Regions from separate parts of the Homo sapiens genome. Here regions 2 and 3 are each linked to region 1. The links are chromatin loops, found by intact Hi-C in ENCODE. Cell type or tissue: PC-9. All regions are shown on one strand. Each heading gives the region's core, and the rest is flanking DNA. Links, peaks and the distances in the headings are about the cores only. Region 1 has its middle 3.5 kb from the start of GCLC. Region 2 has its middle 12 kb from the start of LINC01564. Region 3 overlaps GCLC-AS1 (GCLC antisense RNA 1).

Evidence for each region. Peaks named below come from ENCODE experiments on the same cell type or tissue, not always from the same donor. Only the 100,000 strongest peaks of a DNase experiment are listed, where the experiment ranks them.
Region 2: it touches region 1 in a loop (9-fold over the local background); 11 of 110 quality-filtered maps call a loop at or near these places.
Region 3: it touches region 1 in a loop (8-fold over the local background); 38 of 110 quality-filtered maps call a loop at or near these places.

Annotation. Positions count from the first base shown.
Region 1 is chr6:53,545,712-53,551,403 of GRCh38, reverse strand. No RefSeq gene overlaps it. Among named protein-coding and RNA genes, the nearest start is that of GCLC, 3.5 kb to the right of the region's middle. RefSeq lists a silencer at 3,033-3,262. In PC-9, for the core only: no CTCF peak of the experiment used is centred there; a DNase peak (open chromatin) is centred at 3,273; H3K4me3 peaks cover 1,466 bases; H3K27ac peaks cover 2,355 bases.
Region 2 is chr6:53,613,307-53,618,998 of GRCh38, reverse strand. No RefSeq gene overlaps it. Among named protein-coding and RNA genes, the nearest start is that of LINC01564, 12 kb to the left of the region's middle. RefSeq lists an enhancer at 2,389-3,588. In PC-9, for the core only: no CTCF peak of the experiment used is centred there; DNase peaks (open chromatin) are centred at 1,858, 2,458 and 3,098; H3K4me3 peaks cover 2,283 bases; H3K27ac peaks cover 2,500 bases.
Region 3 is chr6:53,490,117-53,495,808 of GRCh38, reverse strand. All of the region lies in intron 3 of GCLC-AS1 (GCLC antisense RNA 1), which reads right to left. Among named protein-coding and RNA genes, the nearest start is that of GCLC, 52 kb to the left of the region's middle. In PC-9, for the core only: CTCF peaks have their summits at 2,489 and 2,690 (motif pointing left); no DNase peak of the experiment used is centred there.

The sequences.
Region 1 (5,692 bases), core at 1,770-4,269:
CAAGAAACAGCTTTGCAGGGCCATTTCAAAATATGTCAAAGAACTGTATTTTAAGATAAAATACTTGATTTCTTCAGGGCCTATTATCCATCATGTTGGTATTTTATTGTTCCAAAGAACCTGTTTAGTCAGTCTTCAGGTCTGTTTCAATGTTAATGCTGGTCAGCTGTGCCTGAAATCCAAAGGGAGGATGTTATAATTAGGCATGTCTGATCACCTATTCCATCATGGCCTGAAGTAGTGTTTCATATTTCAGGTTTACTTTTTTTTAATTTATTTTTTATTTTTTTTGAGACGGAGTCTCACTCTGTCACCCAGTCTGGAATGCAGTGGCGTGATTTTGGTTCATTGCAACCTCCGCCTCCCTGTTCAAGTGATTCTCCCACCTCAGCCTCCCAAGTAGCTGGGATTACTGGTGCATGCCACCACACCTGGCTAATTTTTGTATTTTAAGTAGAGACGGGGTTTCGCTGTGTTGGCCAGGCTGGTCTTGAACTCCTGACCCCAGGTGATCTGCCTGCCTTGGCCTCCCAAAGTGGTGGGATTACAGGTGTGAGTCACTGCGCCTGGCCTCAGGTTTACTTTAGAATGTTCTTGGCCTAGAGGAGTGGTCCATTCAGGTAGTTGGAGGGCTTAGAATTTTATTTTTGGTTTACGGATATTAGGGTATTGCTCATTATTTTCCATCTTTCTAGATCACCTCCCATATCAGCTGCTCAAACCTCATCTTCTACATTCCTCTTTCTTTCTTCAACCTTCACTTAGAGCTCAGGTCCTGAGATCAGACTTGAGTGAGATTTCCTTTAAACTAATGGGAGGAGGTAAGTAACTGTAACATACAAAGATGAATAATAAGTACATGAAGAGGTGGGCACCATGGCTCATGCCTGTAATCCCAGCACTTTGGGAGGCCAAGGCAGGCGGATCACCTGAGGTCAGGAGTTTGAGATCAACCTGGCCAATATGGCAAAACCCCATCTCTACCAAAAATACAAAAACTAGGGCCAGGCACAGTGGCTCACACATGTAATCCCAGCACTTTGGGAGGCCAAGGCTGGCAGATTACCTGACGTCAGGAGTTCAAGACCACCCTGGCTAACGGTGAAACCCCGTCTCTACTGAAAATACAAAAATTAGCCCGGCGTGGTGGCAGGCGCCTGTAGTCCCAGCTACTCGGGAGGCTGAGGCAGGAGAATTGCTTGAACCCAGGAGGTGGAGGTTGCAGTGAGCCAAGATCATGCCACTGCACTCCAGCCTGGGTGACAGAGCAAGACTCCCGTCTCAAAAAAAAAAAGAAAAAAGTACATGAAGAGCCATTATACTATGTTCTCTCAACTTTTGTGCTTTATTGGAAATGTCCATAATAAAAAGTTATCTTTAATTATTCTCCAGTGAGAAGAGTGAGTCTACAGGACTCAGATATCACTCGCCCTGTCCCAACACATTATCATGGCGTCTTTATCTTCTATAAGAAGACAATGAGATTTTTCTAGGAAAAAAAGCTCACCACTTCCCATGTGTTCTGGATCCCAACAAGTCAGGTCTCCTGAGACATTTTGCTTCTGAAAATATCCTTTCTTGTTCCCACATCTTCAATCTTGCCCCCTTTTGATGCCTACCCATCTTCTTTAGCACACTCAAACTTCTCCATGTTAAAAAAGTTCTTCACTTGAACTTCACAGACCTTTTGTAACTCTACATGAAAACAAGCACATTTATATTTTTCAAAAATCCATGTAAACTAAAAATTGGCTTGGAAAAGGTCAAAAGAGTTTCCTTGCTTTTTTGACAATGACAATAGCACACCTCAGCAGCATGTATTACAAATAGTACACGATACAAAAAGATTTGAACTCTTTCAACTAATTTTAGTAATAACATCAGAAAATGTTTAGGCTGGAAGGGAAACTTTATCTCCTCCAGACTCTCATTTGTACAGATGAGAGGAAAGGACTCTCCAATGATTATCACAACTTTGCTTAGATTGACCCAGCAGGTAGCCCTCTGAGATGGGGCCAAAGCCCCAGTCTTTTGGCTACTGCTCTTCCATCATAAAGCCCCCAGGGATCTTCTTGAATAAGATCAAGTCAAATTCCAAGTACAATTCAATTGTAGGGAGAAAATTCCTTCTGTATCTTTTGTTGTTTAACATGTACACTGAAGTTAAGAAATAACTAACTATTTGTTTTCACCAATTAAGAAATTTAACATTGGGAGGCCGAGGCGGGCGGATCACGAGGTCAGGAGATCGAGACCATCCCGGCTAAAACGGTAAAACCCCGTCTCTACTAAAAATACAAAAAATTAGCCGGGCATAGTGGCGGGCGCCTGTAGTCCCAGCTACTTGGGAGGCTGAGGCAGGAGAATGGCGTGAACCCGGGAGGCGGAGCTTGCAGTGAGCCGAGATCCCGCCACTGCACTCCAGCCTGGGCGACAGAGCGAGACTCCATCTCAAAAAAAAAAAAAAAAGAAAGAAATTTAACAGACAAAAAGCTTAAGGACTTCACAGGCAGATCCGCGGGTTTTGGGGAAAGGGTGTGTCAAGGGAGAAGAAAGGATGTAATGAAGGTTGGCATCAAGTCCCAGGAAGAATCACACTGAAGGCAGCCACCAGCTTCACCCAGGCTAAGTGGTGTAGTAGACAGCTTTGAAATATCACTGGAGTTCAAACCCCAGCTTAGCCACTACCTGTTACTTAGTATTACTGGATCTCAGTTGCCTCACTTATAAAATGTGGCAAAGATTAGTACTGTTTTACGGATACCAGCTCAAAGTGCCTGGCATAGAATGTGATATACTGGGACCCAAGCGACAGACCACCAAGGTCAAGGGATACTCAAGCCAAAGAGAGCGGTAAAGGCAGGGGCAGATAACCTAGAAGTGCCTTCCTCAGAGTCCCCTGGGCACTCTCTCTGTTTTCCTTATTTGATCTCGCGAAGCCGCTGACTCAAGGGAAACTGGGAATGGCGTGACCACAGAGAAAATGATGTATTTTTTGGTCCTTGGAGGCCCGAAACCCATCGTGTCTGAAACGACTGCGGCAATCCTAGCAGCAGCAGCAGCCCAGAGGTCAGGAGTGATGGACTGAGACTTTGCCCTAAGAAGCCTCCCCCAGATTGACCTCCGGCTCGGAGCCCGCACAAAGCGCTGAGTCACGGGGAGGCGGTGCCGCGCGCGGGGGAGGCGGGCCCGCGCAGTCACGTGGCGGGGGCTGTATCACAACAACTGCGCGGCGTGCGCCGCCCGCGGCCCACACCGCTTCCTCCCGCGACAGGCCGGCTCTCCGAGCATGCTCAGCTTGGCCTCACGACTGCACGGCGTCCCCCCATGCGGATCTCCACGGTCCAGGTTTTCCGGACGGCTCTGGGGGCGGGGCCTGTGTTGGTCCGCGGGGCTGCGAGGCGAGGTTGCGGTGCCAGGGCGCCGCTGGGCAGAGATGGGTTCCTGGAGAGCGGGTCTCGCGTTTTTCCGCGGAAGACACTACTGGGAATCGGCCTTTGGTCATGGTCTAGGGAAGAGCTGATTCTGCAAGATATGAGCTCCTTCTTTCCCCTTCAGCTATCGTTACAGCCCTGATGGAGCTGTCTGCTGAAAACTCACTTCCAGATGTCGAAACCTGGCCCTGGGTGCAGTCTACAGAATGAAATCGAGCAGTAGTGGACCTATGCAGGCAAAGCATTGTCAGAGGGGAGTAACTCTTGTTAAATATGACTTCAGTTGATCCGTGATGGGATTTTTGTTTTTTCTTTGTAACAGAAAAGGCTAAAGACACTGAGAGATCAAGGTTTAAATTGGGCATAACTGCCCTGTGGTGCAGCAGCGCCGGCGCCCTTTTTGGGATTGTCCAAAGCTCTGGGACCCCCGCTGGGGGAGCTGGTTCAGAATTCGGGGGGGTAGGATAGGGTGAGGGAGGTCCCTTATGTGAGTGTGAGCCGGGATCTAGGACAGAGTAACTCCAATTACAGTGTTAAACTCTTACTAGGTTCAGTGTCGCGTAGGGCTTTGGCTAGACTAGAATTTAGTCTATTATTGAACCGCCCAGGTCCATGATTCCTAACAGGTGCATGGGAAAAGTGTATGGTGTGCAGCAGGTGTATGGGAAAACTGCTTTGCAAAGTGTAAATCAAGGTCTACATCAGTACTGTTTCAATAAAGTGGAATGAGAGCCACATATGTAATCTTAAATTTTTCAGTAGCCTCCTTTAAAATTAAAAATAAAAGTGGGTGGGGGTGGTGGTAAATTAAATAACATACCACATCATATTTAACTCAAAATTTCCAAAATGCTATATCGCTATGTAATCAATATAAAACTTTTAATGAGATATTTACATCTTTTTATTCTACTGTCTTAGAATCTGGTGTGTGACTTACACTCACAACACATCTGGGCCACTAAGTTTTCATTGGAAATACTTGATCTGTAATTACATTTCATAAAATTTACAGTCAAAAATGGATTCACATTTCCAACTTGTTTCAAATTTACTTAAAAGTTTTCCAGTAACTGAATGGAATATCAGTTTTTAAATTTACATTTAAATTGATTAAATTAAAATGAAAATTTGGTTTCTCGGTCATGTTAGCCACATTTCAAATGTACATTGGCCAATGTGGCTGATGGCTGTCGTGTTGAACAATGCAGGTCTATGAGAATGTCAGATGACATTATGAGAATAACCCAATGATCCTTGGATGTCTTACCTACATGGGAAACACTGTTTCTCCCCCTCTCCCACTACCTGCTTTTCACGGAGAAGCTAACATTTATTAAGCACACACTCTATACCAAGCACTTTTCTAGAATTAAAGGTACAAAAGGCATAAGTCATCTGTGCCCCAGAGGAATTCACTATTTAGTGTGGAGCTATCTTTAAAATGACTCTATCATTAATGTACGAATGCAACCAAAACACAGAGAGGAATAACTGTGACTCAAGAGATGAACATGAGTGTGTCAGATGGAGAATTTCAAGCAGGAAAAACAACAGAGTGCCAGAACCATATACAGATCTGGTGAGGTTGGTGGGAGGGCAAAGGAGGTTGTTGAAAAGGCTGTGGAAAAATTAGAATGTGGTTTGATTTCTATCCCACCTGTGTGATGAGGATGGAAACATCTTCTCCTGAGCTTCAAACATCCCTACCACACACAGACACACACACACAGACACACAGACACACACACACACCATTGTGGAAATCCCAGCCAGACCTTGGGTATTCATGCCCCCAAGCCCTGTGAGGGGCACATCCAATATGAAGGCTGTGGGAGAAGAGAATCCTGCTATCATGTACTCACTCATTTAGCAATTAATAAGTGCTTACTAAATGTTAACTCTGTAGTGCGAGGGAAGAGGGTATGATAAATACACACTTTCTGGGTAGGTACATGTATGATCTAGTTGCCTTCACTTTTCCCCTGACAGGTCATTGCTCTGTCAACACATATTTATTAAACAATCACTTGGGGGCACGGTACCTCCTTCCTCTCCTTTCCCTCCGAGATAAGGCCAACTCTAGGTGTTCCCACTATCTTCAACCCCACCCCACGGTAGGCTCACAAGAACGTCATTTTGATCACTTAAGGGATGAATTTTAGGTTTAGATGGAGGATAAACTTTTGGAGATGGTTCCTCATATGGTCTGTCTGGAGACTTTTTGCAATAAATGGTGTCCGTGCCATCCAGAGAAC
Region 2 (5,692 bases), core at 1,648-4,147, 68 kb before region 1:
ATATTAAGCATTTTGGAAAAAACCCAAATGCAAGAAAGGATCTCGGGGAGCAATATACACTCATGAAAAAAATAACCTTAAGCATATTCACCAAGAAGTATACATGTGTTGATAAATTAGTATTATACCAAAAAATTAAAAACCCCCACTGTTCACACAAACCCTGAGAAGCCATTACAGTAGGGAAAGTTTAAGAAGCTATGCTTCTCCTTGATGGTGTAAGGTTTTAAATGGGTTTAGAAAACTAAGGGGCTATGTGGAGTTAAGAGTGCCATGAATGGGGTAAAGATGCAGAGTGGGAGGAAACAAACGTATGTGGACTTAGAAGGGAGGAAATTCATAGGCTCACCTTGGAAGGCTGAAGGAGGCTGACACCATGTTGGATGATCAAAAATCAGCATTAACTCATTCACCAGATGGGTTGGAATAATGCAGATGAACTCAGGGTCACAGGTGTCAGGATGGGGAGACTGTCTCAAAGCAGGGGAGGCTTTAGGCTTGGGAGTTTTGTTTTACTTTTTGACAATGTTAACGCAACTAAGTAACTATGAAAGAGAAGTATGAAAACAGCCCACTGGCTCAAGGTCAGAAGGAAAGCGTGGGAGGCTTTAGAGAAAGTGATGTGTTCACAGGTGGTGAAGCTGAAGTCAGGTGGCAGCAAGTTCAGGTGGAAGTGGATGATGAGGAAATGGAGGTGGAAAGGTAGATTTCCCCCCACTCTATACATTTTTTTCATGGATAGATGTAGAAAATGAAATTATAATTAGACACTGAAGTGAGGTCAAGGAAGGAGTATTTTTTAAGTAAGGAGACAACACTACAGACTGGCCACAAATTCCCTGAGACTGTGTCTAACCAGAGCTGTAGATATTAATATAAAATCAGCTCTCGGCTGGGTACAGTGGCTCTTGCTTATAATTCTAACATTTTGGGAGGCTGAGGTGGGCAGATTGCTTGAGCCCAGAAGCTCTAGACCAGCCTTGGCAACATAGTGAAACCTCATCTCTACAAAAAATACAAAAAATAGCTGGGTGTGGTGGCAGGTGCCTGTAGTCCCGGCTACTCAGGAGGCTTCGGTGGGAGGATCACCTGAGCCCAGGAGGTCGAGGCTGCAGTGAGCCATGATCATGCCACTGCACTCCAACCTGGGTGGCAGAATGTCTCAAAACAAACAAACAAACAAACAAACAAAAAATCAACTTTTAAGGAGTGCTTCTATGACTTCTGTCATTAGGAAAATGTTCAGAAGTAATAGGAAGTATGAGAAACATGAACATTTGTGCAGAAAAGGAGGAATCATAGAAATAAAACTTCAGACTGTTGTGCAAACGGGCACATTGCATATGCTTAAAGTTAAAAGGGAGGAACCAGGGGAATGTGATCAGATTAAAATAGCAAAGCAATTAAAAATTTTACATACAAAGCTTAAAGGCAAACTTAAGAGATTGTAGTAACCACAGCAGGCATAATCAGCACTCAGTAGGTGTTTACTCTGTGTAGGATGATGTTACTGTAGAAGCAAAGGCCCTACTGACAGATCCAAAGCACAGGTGGAGACAGTGACTTTTTCATCACAGCTCAGAGTTTTGATAAAGAATAGAGATGGATTTATTTACTAACTCAATAAAACACTGCTAAACACTAGGGGTACAGAGATGAATTTAATATGGCTCCTCCCCTCAAGGAGCTCCTGATCCAATAGAACAAGCAGACACTAGAGTCCAATGAGACACTAGCTACCAAGAGCAAGGGCAAGAAACATTAGATGTAGGGCTCCACCCTGATATAGTTTGGATCTGTGTTCCTGTCCAAATTTTGTGTTGAATTGTAATATCCGGTGTTGGAGGTGGAGCCTGGTGGGAGGTGATTGGATCATGCGGGCAGATTTCTCATGAATGGTTTAGCAGCATCCCCTTTGTCCTGCCCTTGGAACAATGAGTTATCTGTCAGATCTGGTAGTTAAAGAGTGTGTGGCACCTCCCCCTCGCTCTCTTCCTCCTGCTACTGCCATGTGAGATACCTGCCCCTACTTTGCCTTCTTCCATGATTGGAAGCTTCCTGAGGCCACCCCAGAGTCAGAAGCCGCTATGCTTCCTGGACAGCTTGCAGAACCGTGAGTCAATTAAACCTTTTTTCTCTATAAATTACCCAGTATCAGGTATTTCTTGATAGCAATGTGAGAGTGGACTAATACTCACCCAGTAGACTTCCCGGAGCCTCCCGTCTTCTAGCCCTCTTTTATCAGGAGAGGATGCTGGATCCATCCTGCTGCTCTTTGGCATTCTGGGCACTGTGCTGCTGTGAAGATGCCTTTAACACCTCCCCACCCTAGTGAGATCATCATCATTGATTGCTGCAGTTGCATCCCTGCTGTCACCACCACTTCCACCACAGGTGACCAATCTTGCCAGATGGACCTTGCTGTTATTACCAACAACTTTGACGGGTCTATACCTCACCAATGTTGGAGCTCTCTTATTGGTGTCCACAGTGGTTGTCTGGCTCCTAAAGATTTTTTGTGTGTGTGTAATTCTCTCTCTAAAGCAACTTGAAATACCTCTACTGTGTTCAACTTTGAATGAGTTTTGTAATCACCTAGTAGATGGGATTAAGAAACATACAAACACATATTCTCACTCTTTACTCATTAACCTGAGTTTCACTGTTCTGATCCCTGAGCAACAATCCCCAACTCCTCCATGTCAAATCCAGTCCAGAGTTCTCAAGGCAGCCAGGCAGACTTGGCTTTCCCCAGGGACCCCAGGCCTATGTGCTTTGCTATTTTATTATGTAAGAAGGAAAAGCACCTAAAATGTGAGCGTTAGTGAATGAAAGGTGATTGTGTGACGATACCTCCAAACTTACACCAGCAAAAGAGAGGAAATAAAAGTTAAGTTCTCCACATGTCCTTTTTACTAGAGAATCCCAAATCACTGTGACTCAGCACCTGTACTTTGTGGTCATTTGTACCTGATACTAATTCTATTGTGACTCAGACGTTGCTCCAAACAAGTTTCCTTGTCACATCTCGCCACTGTTGTTAGGAAAACACGTTCAATGCAGGGGAACGTATTTGTTATGCTAGAAGCAAAGAGGGAGAGAGCGAGTGCACAGCAGAAGCAGGTAGTCATCCAGTAGAGATCAAAGTTCCCTTGCAAAGGGAATTTGTCATTGGTGCACACTCCCTTATTTAAGCTTTTGCTGATTCATCGTGCACTCATCAAAGCTGCACTGAGCTAATATTTAGAAATTCATTTGCTATAGAAGCAAACTCCAACATCAAATCCTTAAGTATGTGACTTGATCTATTCATACCTGGGTGTATACTAGTCCTGAGTTTAGGCACATATACCCACCTACACACAGCAGTGCTGAAAAAGCGTGACTGTAAAAAACTGGGGTGATAACTGGACAATGAAGTGAGGTCAATGAAGGGTTATTTTATATAGGAAATAACCCACAGATTGGCCACAAATCTCCTCTGCATTGACATTCATATGTATACATACACATTCTCACATGAAAACTCTTTTAAAAAAACTTTAAATTAGGGAAATTGTTGAAATTTGAACTAAGATGATAGTGAACAAGAAGCCCACAGAATATTAATAATTATCTTAATTTTCTTTCTTATTATTCAAAGTATATGCTCTAAAACTGTACTGAGGTACATCAAGTGCACAAATAGTAGTATGGAGTTGATGTTTTTTTTCCATATACATGTACCTATGTTACCACCATCTAATTCAAGATAGAGGATATCTCTGATCTCTTAGCTGGAGAAGACCGCCTCATGCCACTTTCCAGTAAATATCTCCCCATAGAGTTAATAGTATTCTGACCTCAATCACCGTAATTCATTTTGTCTGTTCTTGAAATGTATATAATTTAAATCATACAGTAAGATACATATATTTAATTTTTAAAAATACATTTAAAATGTACAAAAGCCATGCCTCACTCCTGGCTCTGATCCTCAGCCACCTGTTTTCTCTACCCAAAGGCAACCAATGATACTACCTTTCTTTTTTTTTTTTTAGATGGGGTTTCTCCCTGTTGCCCAGGCTGGAGTGCAGCGGTGCAATCATAGCTCACTGCAGCCTCACACTCCTGGGCTCAAGCCATCCTATTGCCTCAGCCTCCTGAGTAGCAGGGACTGCAGGTACACACTACCACAACCAGCTAATTTTTAACTTTTTTATTTGGACAGAGTCTCACTTTGCTGCCCAGGCTAGGTATCACCTTTTTGTTCATCTCTACAGAAATATTTACTCATATACACAAAAATGCATATGCATATACATAGTTTTCTTCTCTTGAGATCACTTTTGCAAAAATTATAACAATCAGGAAATTATTACAGTGAATGAGATCTGAACTAACCAACCCCCATCTAGCCTTTAACCTCCAAACTGGCCTTAATTATTCCTGGGCTTATGCCAAGATAACTTTGGGAGACATTTAGTTTAGAGTTTAAATGGTAATAGTGCTTCCCCAAAATTATACCACTTTGTAAAGCTAAGGAAAGCTAATCCATCCACCAGGTTATTAGGATGAGAGGAGCCTGAATTCTGCTAAGGTGTAGACTTAAACGATTACCAGCCATTAGTCTGGAGGTCTCAAAAATTGCAACTCCCCTAATTACTCCCGCCGATAACATCACTATTATAGAACCTAAGATTGGCCTTTTGAGATGTCTTTTCAGGTTTCTGCATTTCTGACGACCAATGAACCAACGTCTCCACCCAGGCCTGCCAAACCCCACTAGCCAGTCCTGTGGCCCTACCCAGAAGCAGACTCCCTGGCTCCCCAAACCACCCTTGAAAAACTCTAGCCTCCAAATTTTCAGGGAGATTGATTTGAGTAATAACTCCATCTCCCACGTGGCATGGCTGGCCTCGTGTCAATTAAATTTTATTGCAATGACTTGGCCTTGGTGGATTGATTTTGTCTGTGCAGTGGGCAGGAAGAAACTATTGGGTGGTTACACTCTCACACAAGTTTGGAACACTACTGAAAATTTAAAAAATTAGCTGGGTGGGTGTGGTGGCATGCTCCTGTAGTCCCAGCTACTTGGGAGGCAGAGGCAGGAGGATCCCTTGAGCCCAGCAGGTCGAGGCTACAGTGAGCTATGACTGTGCACTGCAATCTAGCCTGGGCAACAAAGTGAGACCCTGTCTATAAATAAATAAATTTAAATAAATGAGAAAAAAAAGGTAGTGACATACTATAGCATTTAGGAATATGTTTAGCTACAAATAACAGAAACTCAAAAACAGTGGCTTAAACAGTAAGTTTGCCCCACGAAACAAGAAGTCTGGGGCAGTCCAAGGAGGTTCAACAGGCTGCTGTTTCTGTTTTTTTACCTCCACCACCCTTAGAGTGAGGCTTTTGTCTTAATGCTTATTACTTCTTTGTTGCAAGATAGCTGCTGCATCTCCAGGTATTACATCTGTATTCAAGACAGGGAGAAGAAGAAAGCGGGAGTTGGGAAGGGGAGAGACCTGTGTTAGGAAACCAAAAGCTTTCACAGAAACCCTCTATTTCTATCTCATGGGATCATACTCCTGAATCATACGGCCCCTCCAGCTGCACAACACTGTGGTGAAGCAAATATTTTTAGTTTAGCCTTTATTTTTTAGAAAGAAAGGGGATGAGAATTGGCATGAGCAGATATAAGGATAGCCTCAGC
Region 3 (5,692 bases), core at 1,564-4,063, 55 kb after region 1:
ATTTAACATTTCCTATAAACAATTCTGGAAGTACATGCCAAGTGATACTTATGGAAGTGTAAGAAGATGTTTCAGTTCAGGCTGCTATAACTACCACAGACTGAGTGACTTACACAACTGACATTTGTTACTGTTAGGGAGGCTGGAAGTGCAAGAGCAAGGCACTGGCGGATTCAGCTCCTGGTGAGCGCTCTTCATGGTTTGCAGATGGTTGTCTTGCTGCGTCCCATGTGTTGGAGAGATCATTTCTCTTGTATCTCTCCTTATCTAAGGACACTAATCCCATTCATGAGGGTTCCACCCTATGACCTAATTACCTCCCAATGGCCCCAACTCCAAATACCCTCATACTAGGGGTTAGGCTTCAACACAGGGATCTGGGGGAGACATTCAGTCCATAACAGAAGGGAATGGGAAAGGACTACTGTAAGTGAAGAGGCCTTGGTGGGCAACCTTGGCTGGGAAACATATATTCCTCACTATTGTGCTTTCCTGGTAAGCAGAGGCTGAGATAAGCTAGATAATCCCTAAAGCAAGCCCCTTTTCATTCTCAATATTCTATAAAATGAAACATTACAAATCTAAGTATGGAAGATGCATTAAAGAGAACCGTGAGCTGGGTGCAGCCTGGGCAACATAATGAGACCCCCATGTTTACAAAACAAAATTAGCTGGATGTGGTGGTGTGCACCTGCAGTCCTAGCTACTCAGGAGACTGAGGTGGGAGGATCACTTGAGCCCAGGAAATCGAGGCTGCAGTGAGCTGTGATCATGCCACTGGACTCCAGCCTGTTACCTCTGGATGGAAATGAACAAGTACCAAAGAGACAAACTTCTAGGTTGCTAGACATGTTTTATATCTCAATCTGGGTGACGATTCATGGATATCAAGATGTTTAAAAATGACTGGCTGTACACTTAAGATGAGGGCAGTTTACACATTTTGGGTTTGTTATGCCTCAAACAGAAGCAAAATGTGGGTTAAACTGGTTCAGAAAGGAGGAAGGAGAAAAGAAACTTTTCTGAGCAAAAACTAGTGTATTAGTCCGTTTTCACACTGCTGATAAAGACATACCTGAGACTGGGTAATTTATAAAGAAAAAGGGGTTTAATGGACTCACAGTTCCACGCAGCTGGGGAGACTTCACAATCATGGCAGAAGGCAAAAGGCACGTCATTCATGGCAGCAGGCGAAGAGAATGAGAATCAAGCCAAAGGGGAAACCCCTTATAAAATCATTAGATCTCGTGAGACTTACTAACATGAGAACAGTATGGGGGAAACCGCCCCCCATGATTCAATTATCTCCCACCAGGTCCCACCCACAATACGTGGGAATTATGGGAGCTACAATTCAAGATGAGATTTGGGTGAAGACACAGCCAAACTGTATCATAGCGTGGCGAATGTGTTGAAAAACTGCATTTTTATGCCCTTTTAATACATTACACTTTCATCATGGCAAATGAAAGCAGTTTAAAAGCCAACATCTCAATCAAAAGTGATTCATTCTGAAGTTCCTAGGAAGTTTATCAGCATTGTGTTGGGACAGGATACAAGTACTTCTAGCATAAAAGCAAAAGTATAGAACTGAGTTCCAATCTTAATATTTATACATACTAGCTGGGTGACTTTAGACTTTGTCTATATATCATCTGTGAAATAGACATGAGAACACTTCGCCGATTTGCTATGTGGTGGAAATAAGGCAATGTACATAAAAGCAAAGGACATAAACTGTTCAGGCAAGCCATGTTTGCTCCCTACTCTGCCCCTGGAGAGTGTGACAACACTATTATATTAAAGACGACACAACCTGCATCTACTTTCTACCAGTATATAACACACATTTTCTTAATAGTCTCCTTTGAAATAATTTAGCCTTCCAAGAATGCAATGAAGTCAGCAGAGAAAAACAATCATACTGATGACTTAGGATCTAAAATTTCTAGAAAATGAAACATGAGAAGCTCTTCATATGTTTTTATCACCTCTCAAACAGTCCTGGTGAGTTTCCCAGAACCTTTTTTGGCTTTGTCCAAAATAAAGCCATGTGTTTTGAATACTATTGGTCTTTCTGCAAAGTAGAGACGCTTGGCATATTCAGAAATTTTGGATGCAAGTGACAGAAAACCCCCACACCCACCAGCTTTAGAAAAAAAGAAAACCTACCAGCTAATATCACAGAAACGTCCAAGAGGTGGCACTAGCTTCAGGCACAGGTTATTGGCTCAAATGCTCTCAAGTCCCGTCTCCCGATTCCTGGCTTACACCTTCCACTATAACGGTTTCACTCTCAGGCAGGCTTTCTCCATAGAGCACACTCCCCCAGTGCCCAGCCCTATCCAGCAGCTCCAGCAACGCCAGGCATGCATTACAGTAGCTGGGCAACCCCAGTGGAAAAGAGCCTCTCATTTGCCACAAGTGTATAGGAAAGTCTGGGTCTGTCTGAGTTTGTGCAGAATCATGATGTGATTCTCTAATGAGTCAGGAGACTGGGGTTCTAGTTCTGACTCTACAACTAGTGTTTGTATGATATTAAGCAAGTCATTTCCTTTCTTTGGACCTCAATTGTCTCATCTATAAAACAGAGGAATAAAATCTCAATGCCATCTTGAGTCAGTTTTAGAGCTAACAACATTTCTTAAGTTATCCACACTAAAAACTGTTTCCTCTGGAAGTTTGATAATAGTGCCCTCTAGCGATCTTTTCAGTAGGTGCCTTTTTATTTCATTTGGTGTACAAATATTCCTCAATTCACAGAGACATTCAGAGCGCATTTGCTATAAAACGAAATTCCACATCGAAATATATTTTTCCATTCTCATTTTAAAATAGAAATATGCTTGTGCTCCAAAATAAGTAGCTAAAACTGTGGATTTCACATTTATTACTGTTTTAGCTGCATCTTGGTCGTTCGGTTATATTGTACTTTCATTGTTGTTCTTCGTACGTGTTTTCTACTATCCCTTGTGATTTCTTCTTTGGCCATGGGTTACTTAGTAGAATGTGGCTTCATTTCAAAACCTTTGGGAATTTTCTAGATGTCTTTTTTATTATTGATGTCTAGTATAGTTTCATTTTGATCATAGAATATTCTGTTATTTCAATGTGTTGAATGTTTGACCTTTTAATAGCCCAGGGTACAGTCTTTCTTGATGAATATTCCATGTACACTTCAGAATAATATATAATTGGTGTGTATAGTGTGTAGTTTTCTTTAGTAGTTGAATTTTTGATAATGTTCTTCAAATCATCTGTATCCTTGCTGCTTTTCTTTGCCTACTTTTTTTTCAATTACTGAGAGTGGAATGTTAAAATCCCAAAATTTGATTGTGGATTTGTCTGTTTCTCTATAGTTTTGTCAGTTTTTGCCTCATACACTATGAAGCTCTGTTAGGTATCTTCACACTTAGGAATTGTATGTCTTCTTGATGAATTGATCCTTCTATCATAATAAAGTATCCCTTTTTAATCTCTAGGAATACTCTTGTTTTGAACTTTACTTTGTCTGATATTAATACTCCATGTCAACTTTCTTACAATTAGTGCTTACATAATAAATATTTTCTATCTTTTTACTTGCAAACTAGCTATGATTTTAGAATTAAAGTGTTTCCCTTTAAACAGCTTCTAGTTGGGTCTTTCTTTTTTTATCCTTTTTAATGGAAGTGCTTAGTTCATTAACATTTACTGTAATAATTGATATGGTTGAGTTTAAGTCTACCATCTTGTTAGTTTCCTATTTGTTTCTAATGTTCTCTTTCCTTTAATGCACTTTTCCTGTCATCTTTTGGTATCCTATTTTATGTCCTCTATTAATAATATCTTGTATTTAAAAATGATTTCTCCAAACAACCCCATCAAAAACTGTGCAAAGGATATGAAGAGACACTTCTCAAAAGAAGACATTTATGGGGCCAAAAAACATGGGGAAAAAGCTCATCATTACTGGTCAATACAGAAATGCAAGTCAAAACCAAAATGAGATAGCATCTCACACCAGTTAAAATGGTGATCATTAAAAAGTCAGGAAACAACAGATGCTGGAGAGGATGTGGAGAAATAGGAATGCTTTTACACTGTTGGTGGGAGTGCAAATTAGTTCAACCATTGTGGAACACAGTGTGGTGATTCCTCAAGGATCTAGAACCAGAAATACCATTTGACGCAGTGATCCCATTACTAGATATATACCCAAAGGATCGTAAATCATTCTACTATAAAGACTCATGCACACGTATGTTTATTGCAGCACTATTCACAATAGCAAAGACTTGGAACCAACCCAAATGCCCATCAGTGGTAGACTGGATAAAGAAAATGTGGCACATATACACCATGGAATACTATGCAGCCATAAAAAAGGATGAGTTCATGTCCTTTGCAGGGACATGGATGAAGCTGGAAACCACCATTCTCAGCAAACTAACACAAGAACAGAAAACGAAACACCACATGTTCTCACTCATAAATGGGAGTTGAACAGTGAGAATACATGGACACAGGGAGGGGAACATCACACACTGGGGCCTGTCAGGGGGTGGGTGGGCTAGGGGAGGGATAGCATTAGGAGAAATACCTAATGTAGGTGATGGGTTGATGGGTGCAGCAAACCACCATGGCACGTGTATACCTATGTAACAAACCTGCACGTTCTGCACATGTATTCCAGAACTTAAAGTATAATAAATAAATAAATAAATAAGGTATCTCTTTGCATATTTTTAAATGATTATAATATTCATCTCTAACTTACTACAATTAAGCATAGACTAACACTAAATCAGTTCATATACAAGGAAACACCATAGAGGAGTACACGTTCACCCACCACCTCCCATTCTCTGCGCTACTGTTGTCATATATTTTACTACCACATTTTTTTTTAATTTTATTATTATTATACTTTAAGTTTTAGGGTACATGTGCACAACGTGCAGGTTTGTTACATATGTATACATGTGCCATGTTGGTGTGTTGCACCCATTACCTCGTCATTTAGCATTAGGTATATCTCCTAATGCTATCCCTCCCCCGTCCCCTCACCCCACAACAGGCCCCAGTGTGTGATATTCCCCTTCCTGTGTCCATGTGTTCTCATTGTTCAATTCCCACCTATAAGTGAGAACATGCGGTGTTTGGTTTTTTGTCCTTGGGATAGTTTGCTGAGAATGATGATTTCCAGCTTCATCCATGTCCCTACAAAGGACATGAACTCATCATTTTTTATGGCTGCATAGTATTCCATGGTGTATATGTGCCACATTTTCTTAATCCAGTCTATCATTGTTGGACATTTGGGTTGATTCCAAGTGTTTGCTATTGTGAATAGTGCTGCAATAAACATACATGTGCATGTGTCTTTATAGCAGCACGGTTTATAATCCTTTGGGTGTATACCCAGTAATGGGATGGCTGGGTCAAATGGTATTTCTACTTCTAGATCCCTGAGGAATCGCCACACTGACTTCCACATGGTTGAACTAGTTTACAGTCCCACCAACAGTGTAAAAGTCTTCCTATTTCTCCACATCCTCTCCAGCACCTGTTGTTTCCTGACTTTTTAATGACTGCCATTCTAACTGGTGTGAGATGGTATCTCATTGCGGTTTTGATTTGCATTTCTCTAATGGCCAGTGATGATGAGCATTTTTTCATGTGTTTTTTGGCTGCATAAATGTCTTCTTTT